Regions from separate parts of the Homo sapiens genome. Here region 2 is linked to region 1. Evidence: chromatin loops called from intact Hi-C (ENCODE). Cell type or tissue: endothelial cell of umbilical vein. All regions are shown on one strand. Each heading gives the region's core, and the rest is flanking DNA. Links, peaks and the distances in the headings are about the cores only. Region 1 overlaps NUDCD3 (NudC domain containing 3). Region 2 overlaps NUDCD3 (NudC domain containing 3).

Region 1 (8,332 bases), core at 40-8,039:
GGGAAGCATTGCTCCGTTTCAGCTGAAAGGCTCTGTGGAGCAGAACATGAGGGAGGAGTGTGGGTCCCCATTGTGGGTTTCAGAGTCTTCCCTGTGTTAGGTAAATGTGTGAGATGCAGCCACCAGGCAGGAGGTTGGGGGAGCTGTGCCTTAAGAGGATAGCTGGATGTTTAACTTTCATGCCAGGGCCCCCGGGGCCATAGCACAATCCCGGCAGGCCTGTCTCCACCTGTGTGTTCTGCTTGAGTCCAGGCTTCATTTGTGCCCTGGCTGCCTTTAGTTTTTTTAGTTAGCTTTCATGAAACACCTGCTACTCAAAGAGCTTGTAGAAATTCAGCAGAACCATTGCAGACTGAGGGGCACCTGTCACTGCCCGTGAACACGGCTCCTAAATATTCTCTGCTAAAAATTCCTCTACAATTGAAACACTGCATGAGTTCTTTCCCATGGTTCCTTAAAGTGCCTTTATTATCAATAGATGGCATTGCGTTCCTAATGCACCTTCACCTGTGAGAAATCAAGTACCTGAATAAAGAGGAGTTATGGAGAGCATTTAAACTCTTCCCATAGTGCTCCCGTGCAGGGCTCTGCCTGCCTCCACCTCTTTCTGGACCACGTAGCCTCTACTGCAGTAAACACAGAGTATATCACAGAAACTTTGCTGTTTACAGGAGCTAAGGCGTTTGTTGTCTTCTTGATATAATTATTTATTTATGTGTGACCTTTTAAGCCCACATTGTTTCCTCTGATTACATATCTGAGATAATATTGTGAATTAATGAGCCGATTGCTTTGATTCACGAAGATCCTGTTTGCCTCCCGCTTGCTGCATCACGTCTGCTGTGTGGAGCTTGGCACACTGCTTTGAGCGTGTGGATGCAGAGAGGGACTGCAGGTGAATCAGAGGGGCTGGCTTTGGGTTGCAGCTCCCTGTCAAGCAGCTGCCAGGTTTTGGGTCATCTCTTTAGCCTTGCTGTACTTCCATTTCTCACCGTTCAAACAAGGTTGAGCACTGTAGTCTTGTTGATCTCCAATGTTTGTTGGTTTCTTATCATTAAGTACCCAACCCTGTGCAGGCACTGGGAATGGCTAAAGAAAGTGAGTTGAGGGCTTTGCTCTAAAGGGTTGGAGATATCCTGTGAATGTGGCCTTATTTGGGAAAAGGGTCTTTGTAGATATGATTAAGTTAAGGATCTCTCAAGATGGAATCACCCTGGATTATCCAGTGACACCTGTCTTTATAAGAAACAGGAGAAGACAGAGATAGACACAGAGAAGGCCATGAGAAGATAGGGCAGAGATGAATGATATAACCACCAAGCCCAGGAACACCTGGAGCCACCAGAAGCTGGAAATGGCAGGAAGGATCCTCCCCTAGAGTCTCTGCAGGAGCATGGCCCTACTGACACCTTGATTTCAGAGTTCTGGCCCATGGGGCTGGGAGATAATAAATTTGTATTGCCTTGTATCGCCTGGTCTGTTGTTCCCTGTTAGGGCAGCCCCAGACACCAGTGCAGGTCTCCCATCACAGCACTGCTGTGAGGCTGCATGAGATGAGAAGGATGCAAAGGGATGGCGTCCAGAGCTGCGCTGCTGCCACCACCCTCAGCTCCTTGGTTAGATATTCTGACCTTCTGACCTCCTGGCAGCCCAGTGCAGACATGGCCTTCGCTTCCCAGCTGCCTTCCACATAACCTGCTCCTCCCTGTGCCGTGGATCCCACATCAGCCAGCCAGGGCAGGCAGGGGTGGCTGCTAAAACCGTATGACAGTTCTTGCCTCCCTCCCTCCCTCCCACACTTCAGAATGTTAAATGAGACTTCTTGACTCAGGCAAGCTCCTTTCTTGGTTACGAAGATGTAAAATCAGCCGTGGCAACGGCACCAGCTCTTTTTTCCGATAGCTCGTTCAGTCCCCAAAGCTAGGCAGTTGGCATGCGCACCATCCTCCTTTCTTCCTGCAGTCGGGGGAGCTGACAGGCTGTCCTCCATGCTGCCGTGGGTGGCTGCTCTGCTGCGGGGGCTCTTGGACATGGCTATGCTTGAGATGGTCGTTGTAGCTGTATGTGAGGTGAATGCCGTTCCATATACACTTCTTCATGTATTGACGTGGTGCGCACACAAGTCATTTAAAATCAGTGAAATTGCTCTGGAGTATTCTTTGAGGAGTTAGACCTTGAAGCTCAGGCTTTAAAACTCATCGTAATATATTTGTTTATGATTTTTGAACCCTGTGAGTGTTTTTGTGCAAGCTGTATCCACCTCCTCCCCTCAATTTAGATTATTTCTCAAGAGTGGAATTCTAGTGTAACTGCAGCCTCTGAGCTGTTGCTGTGGTTCTCCCTGGTGGATGAGTTGTTTCTGGAGTGTCGCCGATGACATTAGCCCTATATCCCCACATCCCCACCAACAGTGGGCTTTTCATCTTCACTTATCTTTGCTAATTTACCCAGATACTTCCAGTGTCACTTCTTAGAACAATTGTGAGGATAAAATGAAGATGGGTGGTTTATTGTCTACTTGTCCTCATTGGCGAGCCACTTTCCTGAGTCCCCACAACTTTCCTGGCTCATTGAGGCCATCCCATGGATTACTTAACATACTTCTTCATAAACTCAGAGTGGGAACTACAGATTAAATTACCTTAGCATTTTGGCAAGAGCCCAGAGCCTGGAAATTAGTATGTGAATGTAATGTGAGCCCTTAAGCCTTCAGTGCAAGTGATGTCTCTAGGGAGAGCCCTCAGCGTTTTTCAGGGGAAATCAGAATCCTTCATCAGTTCCAGTAGGGAAGAGCTGAAGCTTACAGATTTAACAGAAGGCGGTAGCCCAAGGAAACCTGTTCCAGTGTGAGTGGAAGGAATGTGCTGAGCAGAGCCGGCTAATGGTGCCTCTTGGTGGCACCATGGACAGGGTGCTGGGCACCCTCGTTTCATGGGGTTGGAGGAGAGGAAAGGAACGCAGCTCGGCATTGCTTTGTCGGCCCCATCCCTGGAATACATGGGCCTTCCAGCCACACTCAGACCACAGCTGGGTCCTATCTGGCCTATACAGTGTCTTAATTTTGTTTCTAATTTTCAAGCTTAAAAAAATATTTGACAGCATTGAAAATCAGGAGATTGCTCATAACAGTGCTGACTTGTGGTGTGTCCTGAGAAGCCAGATCTGCTCCATTGTGGCCCACATTCCCCCAGCAGCAGGTGCTGAGCAGGTGCCCTGGACCTCTGCCACGCTGTCGTCTCACCCCGTTATCTGCCCTCGCTCTGAGGTGCCTTCCCGGAAGGAACGTCCCACAACATTCCCATAAGTCTCATTGGCCCAGTCTCGATCACGCGGGCAGCTGTGAGGAGTAAAGTCGTCCTCGCTGGGCACATTGCTTCCCTGAATAGAAATGAGGTTCCGTTACTAAGGAAGGAAAGGGATATAAATGCTGGTGAGTCATCAGCGCAGATTGGGGGATGCTGAGGTAAGTTTATTCATGTTGAGGTGGAAGTTTCTGTGAGGACATTTTGGGAACACTGTTCAGCCTGCAGTCTGGGGTCCCTCAGAAATGGACTGATTAGAGGTCTGGGACTGGGTAGATAAAAGAGGAACCTGGAGCATTTTGTTATGCTGGAAAATGAGAACGTGCCAGGGAAATGATTGAGCACCATCAAAGTCAAGCAACCTCCACCAACCTTGTCTGGGATTGTTTCACACCAACATAATTAAGCATGGTAATGAGTTATAAGCCATTGAGAGACCAGAGAGGCCAGGAATCCAGGGGTCAGTACTGACAGCAATAGATAGATAATTTCATTGCAGAAGAGAAGGTGCTTGCTTCAATAAGATGCATAAGCCATCAGTCAGTGTGGAGGGACTAGGGCAAGAAAGTCAGCATTTCCCAGCCTTCGTGGGACAGATGGGACCGGCAGATGCTATGCGGGGCAGGGTGGAGCAGGGATGCAGGGGTTCTGGAGAGGAGAGTTTGCAAGTCAATAACTACAGTGGAGAAGTCAGACCTCCCTTTGGCCAGGTAACCTGAGTGAACACCCCACCCACTGAGGGCTGTGGATGTTGTGTGCCTGCAGGTGGAACACATGTGTGTCCAGCTGGGTGTGCACACATGAGTTAATCAGGAGATGTCAGGGGAGGAAAAAGGCTGTGGAAATGTCCTAGATTAAAGAGGACAGGACCCCCAAGATGCAGGAAGGACTCTGGACTGGACCCTGTTCCGTAAATCATCATAAGTTATTTCCTTGTCCTTAGGAAATAACTCAGGACAAAGGGCCAAGATGAATGCAACCTATTCTTAAATGATTCAGAGAAAATACTATGTTATTATATATTATACATACAGCATACATATAGAGTGAGAGAGCTGTGTACAGACACACAGCTGCTAAACACTTGTATGGGTGTCTTTGTACTTATTCTAGTAACTTTAAGCTTAAAATTCTTTACAAATAAAATGTTAAAAAAAATGAGAAGGCTAATAAGCACATGAGAAGCTTAACGTCATGATTCATTAGGGGAATGCAAGGCAAAACCATGATGAGATGCCCCTAGACACCTCTTAGAAGAGCTGCTAAGAAGGCAGACAGCACCAAGCGCTAAATGAGATGGGGCACCTGGTGCTCTTCTGTGCTACTGGTAGGGGTGCAGCAGAGTGGTCAGTCTGGACAGTAGCTGACATCACGTGACCCAACACACGCATTCCTGGCTACTTACCAAGGAGAATAGAAAGCAGGCAGATCTCTACAGCAGCTCTCTACCTGATTGCAAAACAATGGAAATGCCCACATGTCCACAAACAAGTGTGTGGTCTGCCTGTGCCATGAAGCACAGTGTGGCTGAGCGTCAAGAGTCCCCACACTCAAAGGAGGCAGCAGATACAGGGCTGCACACTGTGTGATTCCACACATGTGACATTCTGGACACGGACATGCTGGATGGCAAAACGAGCATCGGGCTGAGAGGACTGCTGAGAAGGGGAACGGGGCTGCTGGGATGTGGGTTGATTGTAGCAGTAGCTCATGGAGATGTGACCTCAAAAGAGTGATTTTTACTATGTGCATACTATACCTCCACAAACTTGACTTTAAAAAAATAAAATATTCACAGAAAAAAACAAAAACAAATGTAAAACCATCAGACTACTTTATCAGAGGTGTTATTTTTAGATAGAGGTCTTTGAACTCCATCCTAGGAACATTGTACCCATGTCCTCCCAGAACTGCATCTTGCACTGGGTGTCGGAAGACAGCCCTGCAAGACCTGTATGCTCTGTACCATTCAGTGGTTTTTAAGGTTAACTACCAGAAGTCATATCTGAGGCCTCCCAGAAGCATTACTCTAAGGAAAGTAGTTAAATGTGGACAGTGACAGCAGAAACATTTACACATTAAACCAGTTTATAGAACATGAGAATGTTCAGAGCATAAAGAAGCTTGTCAGCTCAATGACTTACGAGGCGTGGGCCATTAAAAAAAAAGGTCTGGAGTTTGGGAAGGAGAAAGGAATGGGGATCTGCAGCTCAGAGTGAGAGATGGAATTCTGTAAAGGAACAGTGTGGAGAGGGACTCCAGGCAAGTCAATAACGATGTTAGAATGCCCTTGTTTAGAATAATTATCATGCTAATAATATTGTTCATATTGTTTTTACTAATATGCTCATCCTTAAAAATAGAAGATATTCTAAGGGTACTAAATAAATAAATAATTAAAATTTTGCAACTGAGACCTTCCTCTTCCAGAGCCTTTACAAGAACCTTTATAGACAACACCTCAGGTCCTGTTTGCTGCCCCAGCATGGAGGGCAGCCCACTTGGTTACAGTGATGACAGATGGAAACTTGACTGGAGCAGGTCTGGAAGGCAGAGGAGGCAGGCCTGTGTGTATATGGTCAGGACAAAGGACCAGTGGTGCTAGCCACACCTGTGGGATGGCTGTAATTAAACACACACACACACACACACACACACACACACACACACAACAGAAGATAACAAGTGTTGGTGAGGGTATGGAGAAACTGGAGCCATTGTATGCCGCTGGTGGGAAGGTAAAGTGGTGCAGCTGCTTTCGAAAATAGTATGGTAGTTCCTCAAAAAGTTAACTGTAGAATTACCATATGACCCAGCACTTCTGGGTAAATATACAGAAGAATTGAAAACAGGGACTCAAACAGATGTATGTACATCAATGTTCATAGCAGCATTATTCACAACAGCCAAAAAGTGGGGGCACCTGAAATGTCCATCAGTTGATGAAACAAAATGTGGTTTATCCATACAGTGGAATATTATTCAACCTTAAAAAGGAATGGAGTTCTGATTCATGCTACAACATAGATGAACATTGAGGAGGACATTATGCCAAGTGAAATAAGCCAGACAAAAACAAACAGATAACTGTATTATTCCATTTGTGTGAAATGTCCAGAACCGGCAAATCTGTAGAGGCAGAATCATTAGTAGTTGCCAGTGGCTTGGTGGGGTTGAGGGAACAATTTAGAGGAAGGGTTAGAGCAAATGGGGAGTGACTGATAATTGGCACAGGGCTTCTTTGTGAGGTAATGAAAGTGTTTTGAAACTAGATAAAGGTGATGGTTGTGCACCATTGTGGATATACTACATGCCATTGGTTCACTTTTGAATGGTAAGTTTTGTGTTAAGTGGATTTTGCCTCCATTAGAAATTGTTCAATATAAAGTCGGCTCACATCTCCTCATAAAATACCACACTGATGCACATGCGTGACGTCTGTGAGTGAGGATGGCCCCCTTGGAGAGCTGCACTGCCCAGCACAGTAGCTGCTAGCCACATGTGGCAGCTGAGTAAACACTTGACAGGTGGCTCACGTGACTGGAGAACTGAATTATTTTATTTTAATTAACTTAAATTTAAAACCTACTTGATTTAGTTACTGGAAAACCTTGAATATTTTTGAAACAACTTGGGCATGTGAATATACCCTTTCAATTGTAAATATTATGAAATCTGAACACAGATGAAGTATTTCTGATGAAAAAGTGCAGTGCTCATCTTAATTTTTGTTGGGTTCAAGTGTACTTCTGTGTCCAAAGTACACTTGTGGACACAGAAGATTTGGGGATGTTCCCCTCCTTCCTGTTGGGCAGGTGGCTCATTGTCTTCAGGTCCATCTCCCACTGTGCCCAGGAGCCCTCCACTCTGGGTGTGTGTTTGGACCTGGCCAGTGAAACCCTGTGTTGGGGTCTGTGGAGTGCCAAAAGGCCTGAGAGCACCAGCACCGTCCCCTGGATGGTATGTAGGCCGACCCCCTGCCCACATGGTGCTGATGGTGGGCTGTCAGCCCCAGTGTAGCTCTGCTTTGCCTCTTCATGCTGGGCAATCTGGAAAAGGCCCTTACTTCCAAGGGTTTGTCCTCATTTTTAAATACAAAAAATGGTATGTATGGTAAATGGTAATGGTATGTGTTTTACAGGACTTGTGAACGCTAATAAAATAAGTTACATGGATCACAGTAATAACTACTGGTGAAGATAAAAAATTCGTAAAGGATCTCTTCTTTCCAGAGATTTACAGTTCTGTGAGTTCCTCTGAAGTCTTCCCTGGAATAGAGAAAACAATGCATTTCCCTCTTGGAAGGTTTTCATTGCATCAGCTTGGTAAAGACGAGGTAGAGTTTGTAGTGTTGGGGTCTCTGAGGGTGAGTCAGGTCCCCGTCACACAAACTGTAAAGTCAACGACAAACCAGCTTAGCAGAGTATCTGGAAATGGAAGATTCATCCCAAATTTAAATTGCACACTGGCAGAGCAGCGTCATTTACTGGGTAGAGCTGGCGTGTAGGGGAGCCACCCACTCCCCCTGTTCACCACTCCCCCTATCTGCATTCGGAATGTCAGACAAGATTTCTGGGATGCTGGCTTCAGATCATGATTGCAGGTTTTTGTCTTGCTCTTCCCAGTTCTGGAAAATCTCCACTGTGTGCTCTCCCGCACCACATCGGTGCCCACCCTCTTCATTAGTAGAACACATTCTCGGACTTGATCCCTGGGCTCTGCAGAGTCTGGTGCTGAGTACCTTCTTTGGTGTGGGTAGGTTTTGGCAGCAGGAGCTTGGAGGTGGGAAGGTGGAAGGTGCAGTGTTAGGACACTGCTCTCTCAAGCCCGTGTATACTGGTGAGTCTCCAGTGCTCCCTCTTGGGGGGACGTGGTGTCCTGTGGACTCACTGTGACCTCTTGAGTGTCACAGTTACCCTGAGTGTGGCTTGGTAGGTTTTGCCCACCTGGTCAGTAAGTGTCCTGGTGGCTGCCACCTCCATGGATGAGAGCTGCTCTCACTTGCGGGCCCTTTGCTACCTTTTCTCCCT
Region 2 (8,332 bases), core at 44-8,043, 68 kb before region 1:
TTGGCTGTGAGTTCTGTGAGCTGAGAAATCAGATTTGGAGCCTGTTATCTGGTCTTTAAAATAGCAGCTGTGGGATTCTGAAGAGTGAGGGTCAGATCTGTGGTCTGGCTGCTGGCTGCTGTGGTATGGAGTCAGTGTTCTTAGCTAACCAAAGACTAGCATATTCTCTCTCTCATATAACTGTTAATGTCTGTTTATTTTTTGGTCTTTTAAAAAAATCTTTGAATTTTAGATAATTCATATCTACCAAAAAAAATTGCAGAAGTCATGCGAAGAATTCTCACATATGCTCTTCACCCAGCTTCACCAAATGTTAGAGTCTTTTATAATGAGGGATTACCATTAGCTCATCTGTAGACCTTGTTTAAATTCTGCCTGTTGAATCATGTCCTTTATCCTTGGCTCAGGGTTCAATTTGTTATTGTCATTGTATTCGTGGTTGTGTCTCTCTTCAGTCTCCTTTATCTGGGACAGTGACAGTTTCTTAGTCTTTTCATGACCTTGACAGTTAAAGAGAACTGGTCCTTTTTTTTTTCCTTCATTGCCATTTTTTTTTTTCGTGGAATGTCCCTCATTATAGTTTTGTCTGATGCTTCCTTATGACTGTATTCGTGTTATATGTTTTTGGCAAGAATGCCACAGAAGAATACCATGGTGGGCCCTTAGTGTGTCATGCCAGGATTTGTCCCATTCCTTCTGATGTTAATTGTGATCATAACTGTGATCATTTGGCTGAATGGATGGCTGCACATTTCTTCCACTGTGGAGTTACTGTGTTCCTTTTTGTAATTAATAAGTATCTTGTGGGGAGATAACTTTGAGACTAGATAAATATCTTGTTTCTCAGCATACCTTTACCATTAATCTTAGCAACCACTGATTATTCTTGCCTGAAACAATTATTACTGTACTGTTTGCTAAATGATTTTCTATTTTTATCATTCTCTCTCCATTTATTATTTAGAATTATACTTGTCAAAAGACAAAATTATAACAAATTTAGTTTAAAGATCTAGTTGGCATTTGTGTTTCTAGAATTGGGCAACATCTCATTCTGTAAAATAGAATGAGTATTCCCATGAGCTGACCAAAGGAGGTAGGTTTTATAGGCAGAAAAGGGCTGAGAAAAGCAGACACAGAGAACAAAAAGCAGATGGGTCGTTTCAAAGTCACTTCCTCATAGGGTTGAAACAGGTAAGGGGTCTTCCTTACCTGCTGACTCAAGTTGACTGAAATCTCCTGTTTTTTTTTTTTTTTTTTTTTTTTTTGGTTTGTTTGTTTGAAAACTGGCCCTTTTTAAAGTTCATTTTGATTGTCTCTATTCTGGTTTGGTCTGGTGTGCTGGGGCCTTATGCAGGAGCTCAGTCCAAAACAAATGGACTGTAAGGACTGTAAGTTTCACATGCTGTAAGGAAGAGCTTTTCTTTCTCCTCTACTTATTTATTAGTTCTTGGTGTATGTCAGTGTGTATTCATGGATAGTTATTCCATAGGTTATGGTCCATTACTATTGTTTAATTGCTCAAGTGGCCTCTTGCAGTTGACTTTTCCTGTTAACATGTTTGCATCATTTTTCGAGCACTTCTTTATTTTCTTGTACACTACAGGAAGTTCCAGGTTTGAATTCTTCTCCTGCCCTGGCTGTGGAATGGACCCTTTCTCCAAGAAGTCCTTGGGTTTTGATAAGAGATTGAGATTACAAGCCAAGAGCTGGGCCTGCTGTGTTAGTTGGTGCTGTGGTGTCAGGCTTCTAGACTCTCCCAGTGGATGAGCAAGGAGGATACCTGTCTCTTGCCTTGTGGTTTGCTCCTTTAATCTCTGAAACTGTTACATTTATCTTTTTACTTCCTGATTCTAGTCTTTTTCCCCCTTTTAAAAAAATTATGTTATGGAATAAGAGTATGAATCTTGGAGTCTAGAGACCGGGCATTCAGTTGCTAGCTCTGACACTGATAAGCTGTCTGGCATTGAACAAACAAATTCTTTCGTCTCCCTGGGCCTTAGTTTTCTTTTCTTTTTTTTTTTTTTTTTTTTTGCAGTTTTTACATTTATTTAAACAGAAAACGTGCACACGAGCTGTCTACTCATTTTCTTCGCTGCGCAGCCTGGCATTGGGGTTGGTGACTCTGATGGCCAGTTGGGCAGCTGTTTCCACGATGGCTTTGCGGTTCTTGGAGGAAACATTGTGAGCGATCTCGGCACAGTAAGATTTGTTGCACATCAGCAGCACTTCCAGCTCCTTGATGTTGTGGACCAGGAACTTCCGGAAGCCACTGGGCAGCATGTGCTTTGTTTTTTTGTTGCTCCCATAACCAATGTTGGGCATCAAGATCTGGCCCTTGAATCTTCTACGAACCCTGTTGTCAGTGCCTCTGGGTTTCCGCCAGTTACGCTTAATTTTGACATATTGGTCTGACTGGTGCTGGATGAACTTCTTGGTTCTCTTTTTGACGATCTTGGGCTTCACAAGGGGTCTGAGGGCGGCCATGATGCCGAGGAGGAGATGGCTGCCACCTCCGTAGGCAGCGCCGAGGAAGAGAGCCTTTTCTTTTCTTTTTTTTTTTTTTACTGAGGTCTTAGTTTTTTTCTTATATACAATAGGGTGATAACAATTAAAGGGCTGTTGTAAGGATTAAATGAGATAGTATAATTAAAGCTTTCAGTATAAGCTAAGTACTAGGTTTGGTTCTTGGATTCAGCAAGTATTTATGGAATACTTTTTTTTTTTAGGGGCTTGGGGCAAATGGGGTTTAAGATTGCCAGCCTGCCCCAGTCTTTTGCCTCGTCCCTGCCGGGCCTCAATGGGGACCTTGATCTCTGACCTGCCCCTTGATCAAAGAGCTCCACCTCTGACTTGTCCCTTGATCTGGGAGCTTGGGTTCTAACTTGGCAGCCTGGATCAGGGTGATTGGCCTCTGGCTGATGCAGAGGAACCTCTGGCTTCTTTTTCTTCCTTTGAGCAGTTGTACAATTTGAGTCAGGAAGGGAGAGAGGATGGCTTCTTTCTGGCCACCCACTAGCAGAAGTCTTGGAGTGGGCGCTTCGCCGTTCCCATGTTAAATGAGCAGTTCTGATTCTGTCTGGGCACATTCTACTTCTGAAAGCAAAATTTCACACCGATCTCTGTGGGTGGTATTATTGTGAGGACCATTGGAAGGGACTCTCCTTCCTTCCCTCCTTTTCTGTCATAACTTTTCTATCTTTATTGACCCATTCTTCAGTAGGGGTGAGATGCTGGTTCAGCAGGCCCTGTAATAGCAGCACACTCTGCCCTGCAGAGGTTGGAGGAAGTGACACCCAACCTTCTTCACCACGGGGGGCTGGTGAGGGTGAATGTGGGGAAAGAAACCAGTCAGTGCCCCTCAATCTTCACTGCTGATAGCTGAGCCACACCATAGATTTGGACCAGAATCTTCTCCCAAGGAGGGCCAGTGCTCTCTTCCCATGACCCTCATAGCAGAGTCTGAAACAGCAGTCTGAGTGGGTCACACGTTCCCTCACCCGGTGGGGCTTTGTGACCTAGTGATTCATGGGAAGCGGGGGTGTTTGCACACTTTCTCCCTCCTGCCCACTAGCATGCCTCCTGCTTTGCAGGCTCACCCAGAGCTTTCTATTCTGCTGCTGCTAGAGCTTCCCAATAAGTGGGTAGGTAGGACTAGCTGTGACCTAGAAAACACTTAGCATTATCCAAGTGTCCCTAGTGAAAAGCTGAATAAAGCAGGAGAAATGTCACTTTGGATGCTCAAGTTCTCCTAGGAGAACAAACTTCCAGACCTTTTGTTTCCCCTAATTTTTGAAGGCAGCATGGCTGAGCCCAGAACCACATGGCTGAGCCTGGTACCAGAGTGGCTGGCAGGATGAGCACTTCACAGATTGGTGTGGTGACTAGCAGCCTCCTTCCTGAGGCCTTTGGGGCCCTGCTGACTGTACTGGGTCTTAAGTAAGAAAAACAGAAAACTGTTTCTCTCTCCAAGGAAAACAAGCAATAAACCCCATGTACATACCTCCCTGAGTTCTGAGTAAGAAAGGAAACCAGGCATGGTGGCCCCAGAAGTGTTCAGGGCATATGGGTATGATCCCTTGCCCGAGTGGGTTGGCAGTGTCCTCTTGAGAGGCTTTTTGTGTCTGCTGAGTATTTTCCAATTTAGGGTGGCTCAGGGGATGGGATGAGGATTCTTCAACTTTTTCCTTGTTTTTTAGCTTTTTTCCTTCTCAAGTTGGCCCTGGGTGGCTGTCCCTGCTTCTAGGGGCCATTGTGAGCTTTACATTGGTGCAGTGCTGGCTCCTGGCAGCAAGCATCTGGCTTATACCACTGAGATGTCTCATGTTGGGTGGCTGTGCCACCCAGGCTTCCATGGTCCTGGGTTCACTGGTCATTTCTTTCCCAAAAGTATGCATTCACGAGGTCAGCTTTGTATCTTTGGGGCCAAGCATCTGTGATTTTGCTGCTCTAGCTTTTATTTAGATTTGACTCTCTTGCACCCCTTTTACCCTGGAACTTCCTATTTTTCCGTAAAAGTTTTTCTTTATTTTTTTTAACTGGTGTTTTGAAAAATGCTGTATGCATATATCAAAAACAATTTGAGAAGTACGGTGGGGTGTATAGTAGAACTTTGGTGGTCTTCTCACTCACGGCCCTGTCTGTGGCTCTGTTCTGCTCTACACAGTGAGGTGACTGTGTTTATCCACTCTACCCTAAGTGGCTGCTGTTACCAGTGTCTGGTGTACCGGTCAGGAGATAGTCTATGAAAATACAAGCATACTTATCTATGCCTGTCTTCTTACTTTTTTCTTTTTTGGTTAATACAGTTTATTTTTAGACTGACTTTAGGTTCACAGCAAAATTGAGCAGGAAGTGCAGAGAGTTCTCCCTGTGCCCATGGCCTCCACGATTAATGTCCCACATTCTCTACTTTTTCAGTTTTAACCTTTCCACAGATGATAGTGGCTGTATACACTGCTCATCCACATCAGTCTCAGTGGGTGTCTGCTGTGTTCTCTAACGGCTGTTCAGAAGTTTCCCACTTCATGTGGACAGGCCTTAAGGTGTTGATGTTTTACTGTGTGAACTGTGCTGTGGCTGTCTGTATTCTCTCAGCCTCATTTCTGGTGGAATTACGGGAGAATGATGTGAGATGACTGTGAGATTTTTAAAATCACTAAAAGTTTCTTTATAGTAATATAGAGGAAAATTAGAAAATACATGTAAAAAACATTAAGATTAAGGAAATTTAAAATGCTCTCTGGAAATGTCCTGGGGATGTCCCATGCTCGTGTGGGGTCTAGGGCACAGGGCGGAGAGCAAAGCATAGGTGTTTGAACTGGTGCTGCTGAGGTGGAGCAGAGCACATGTGTCAGCTTCTGTTTACACCTTCGTTTGGGCCCTTCTGCTCCCCTGCCACTTCCCTGAGCCCTGCCCTCGGCTCGGCCCCTGGGATGGATGTGGGTTATTGTTTTTGGCACTGTAAGAGGAGGGAATTTAGAATAAGGAAAAGAGGGTTGAGATTCTGTACTAAATGCCAGTATTGTTGGGTGTCTTAATCTAAAAGCTGGAATGGGGATAACGCTCCTTCTAAAAGGGTATTGGTCCATAGAATAAGAAAAAATTGAAGCTTATGTAAAGATTTGGTGGGCCGGGCATGGTGTCTCACACCTGTAATCCTAGCCCTTTGGGAGGCCAAGGCGGGCAGATTACTTGAGGCCAAGAGCTCGAGACCAGCCTGGCCAATGTGGTGAAACCCTGTCTCTACTAAAAATACAAAAATTAGCTGGGTTTGGTGGTACATGCCTGTAATCCCAGTTACTCAGGAGGCTGAGGTGGGAGGATTGCTTGAGTCTGAGAGGTGGAGGTTGCAATGAGCCGAGATTGTGCCATTGCACTGGGTGACACAGCAAGACTCCACCAAAAAAAAAAAATTGTTGATCTAGTCAAGGTACATTTCTCTGCCTGATGTTTTCTGAGACATGGGTGTATGATTTGTCTGTGCTATATTGTGTTCTAACCCAGAGGCCGTGAAATGAAAAAAACGTAATTTAACTCAAATTAATGGGACTGTGGCGCTCTTTTTCTTTCTAGTTGGCCTGCTGTCACTTTGAGGGACTGTTATTTGGAGGAAGTTAATTTGGGAAACGATTCTTGCTTCGTTTTCTTTTTCTTTTTTTTTTTTTTTTGAGATGGGGTCTTGCTCTTTAACCCAGGCTGGAGTGCAGTGGCATGATCTTGGCTCACTGCAACCTCTTCCTCTCGGGTTCAAGCAATTCTCCTGTCTCAGCCTCCCAAGTAGCTGGGACTACAGGCGTGCACCACCACGCCTGGCTAATTTTTGTATTTTTAGTAGAGACGGGGTTTCACCATATTGGTCAGGCTGGTCTCGAACTCCTAACCTCAGATGATCCACCTGCCGCAGCCTCCCAAAGTGCTGGGATCACAGGCGTGAGCCACTGTGCCCGGCCAGGAAATGATTCTTTTGGTCCCTCATACTGCTTGTGAAGTTGTAGAAGTACTAAATTCCCATTTCATCCAGAAAATATATTTCTTTGAAAATGTCCGTTGATTTTTTTTTTATTTAGTAAAAATACATTCCTTTTGTAAATAGATAAAACTCAAGACCCCTTTGATCATCCCTCAAGCCCAGTATTCTCCCAGAGATAACAATTGTTCTTGGGCTCACCTTTTATTTATTTATTTTAATTTAGTGATTCCAGTTTTTAATGTTTAAGATTGCTGGTTGATTCTTATGAGTGTAATATCCTCTCACACCACTTGGAGGCTGTTGATTGTGCCTGTTTTTAAGTCTTGTGTCTTTACTAACTCTGTGTTCTGCAGCATCACTTCTTTAGGTGTAGAATTTGTTGCCCTTTTCTCAGGGTTTGGGGATACTCAGCTGTGTATTAACTTTTAAATTTGAGGTTCCTGTTAGCCTGTCTGGATGCTGCATCAGTTTTCCAAAGTTGGTCTCTAGACATTGTTGGTGGCTTGGCTGGGCATGGACTATGTCAGCTGCTAGTTCTCAGGGATGGCAGGCTCCGTGCCCTCTGTGGGTGTCACCAGCTTGTCCTCCCAAACCAAGTGTCCAACTCTCCTTCTCTCTGGGTTCAATGCCACTTAGGTTCAAGTGAGTGGAGTTACATATGTGTTTTTGGGGAGGGGCAGGAGGTCATTCCATTGTTATACCCTAACCACATTGTCCCTTGATACTCACAAAGACAAACTAGAGCGGGCTAGGGTTTCTGGGCATCTCTGCCTCCTGACCCTATCGGGGTCAAGACACACCCAGGCTGCATGTGTAGCCTTCGCTTAGTGTCATATATTCAGTGCCAGCAGCTATCTCATGAGGGCCATGGGCACTCATACAATGCAAAAGATACTATAAATCTTTTGTATCTTTGTGTATACACACACACACACACACACACACACACACACACACACACACACAGCCTGGTTGTGTCTTGATTGGTAACCCAGAATACACAGGCAGTGTTGCTTTGGTGATGAGTATTTTCAAAAAGGCAATTACATTTTAGTAAAGGCCAGAATCAGACATGTTGTATTCCTGGAAAATTCATGATATAATAAAAGCATGCAAAAAATTATTTGGGTTTTTATCTAAAATTGAGTTAGGTTACAGGCTCAGAAGAATGTTAAACAGCTTCTGTCTACCTGCATGTCTAATGGGATGTGTGAAGGTAATGCAGGGCAGGGGACAGTGCCCATTGACTGCCCCAAGGACACCTAACGCTGCCCACACACTCCCAAACTCCCAGGAGGCAGGGCCTACCCTCCCTTTGAGAGCTGCTGATCAAGTAGGAGTTTTCTGTTTTCATTCATATTTGAAAAGTTGGAATAATCTGCTTTATGATGTCTTTATTCCCTGAAAAGTTAAGCTAATAATATTGGTCAGTGTTTTCCTATTTAGGAACATTTTCTGAACATGTGGTCATTAGGGGATTTTAGAGTATAAGTTATGTATCTGTTAATTTTTTCTGGGTAATTATGTGGTTGAGATGCTAGTGGCACACATTATGGTTACATTTGTTCAGTAACTGTAACTCGAGCCCTGGAAATTAGGCTTCTATAAAATTTCATAGCAATTCATGAAATGTTGTTTGTAAGCAAAATGTACCCAGCTCCTTGACTAAAGTTACCTTAAATATTCTTAAAGATAGAGAGGTAATACGCATTTCTTTTTCTCTTTCTGTATGTGTGTATATATGAGAGAGAGAGAGAGAGTGTGTGTGTACATGTCCCTGATAATTCCTATCTCAGAGCAGTGGAAGTCCTCTGAGTTTGATAATATGCTTTGCATGTGCTATATTTGTGGACTGCCTCA

The links. A loop is a pair of places that touch in the nucleus more often than their neighbours do. Peaks named below come from ENCODE experiments on the same cell type or tissue, not always from the same donor. Only the 100,000 strongest peaks of a DNase experiment are listed, where the experiment ranks them.
Region 2: it touches region 1 in a loop (3-fold over the local background); 15 of 110 quality-filtered maps call a loop at or near these places.

Annotation. Positions count from the first base shown.
Region 1 is chr7:44,393,729-44,402,060 of GRCh38, reverse strand. The region is part of intron 4 of NUDCD3 (NudC domain containing 3); the gene reads left to right. Among named protein-coding and RNA genes, the nearest start is that of CAMK2B, 72 kb to the right of the region's middle. In endothelial cell of umbilical vein, for the core only: no CTCF peak of the experiment used is centred there; a DNase peak (open chromatin) is centred at 3,310; H3K27ac peaks cover 2,328 bases.
Region 2 is chr7:44,462,052-44,470,383 of GRCh38, reverse strand. All of the region lies in intron 2 of NUDCD3 (NudC domain containing 3), which reads left to right. It also overlaps the pseudogene RPL32P18. Among named protein-coding and RNA genes, the nearest start is that of NUDCD3, 24 kb to the left of the region's middle. In endothelial cell of umbilical vein, for the core only: a CTCF peak has its summit at 6,793; a DNase peak (open chromatin) is centred at 3,953; H3K27ac peaks cover 1,557 bases.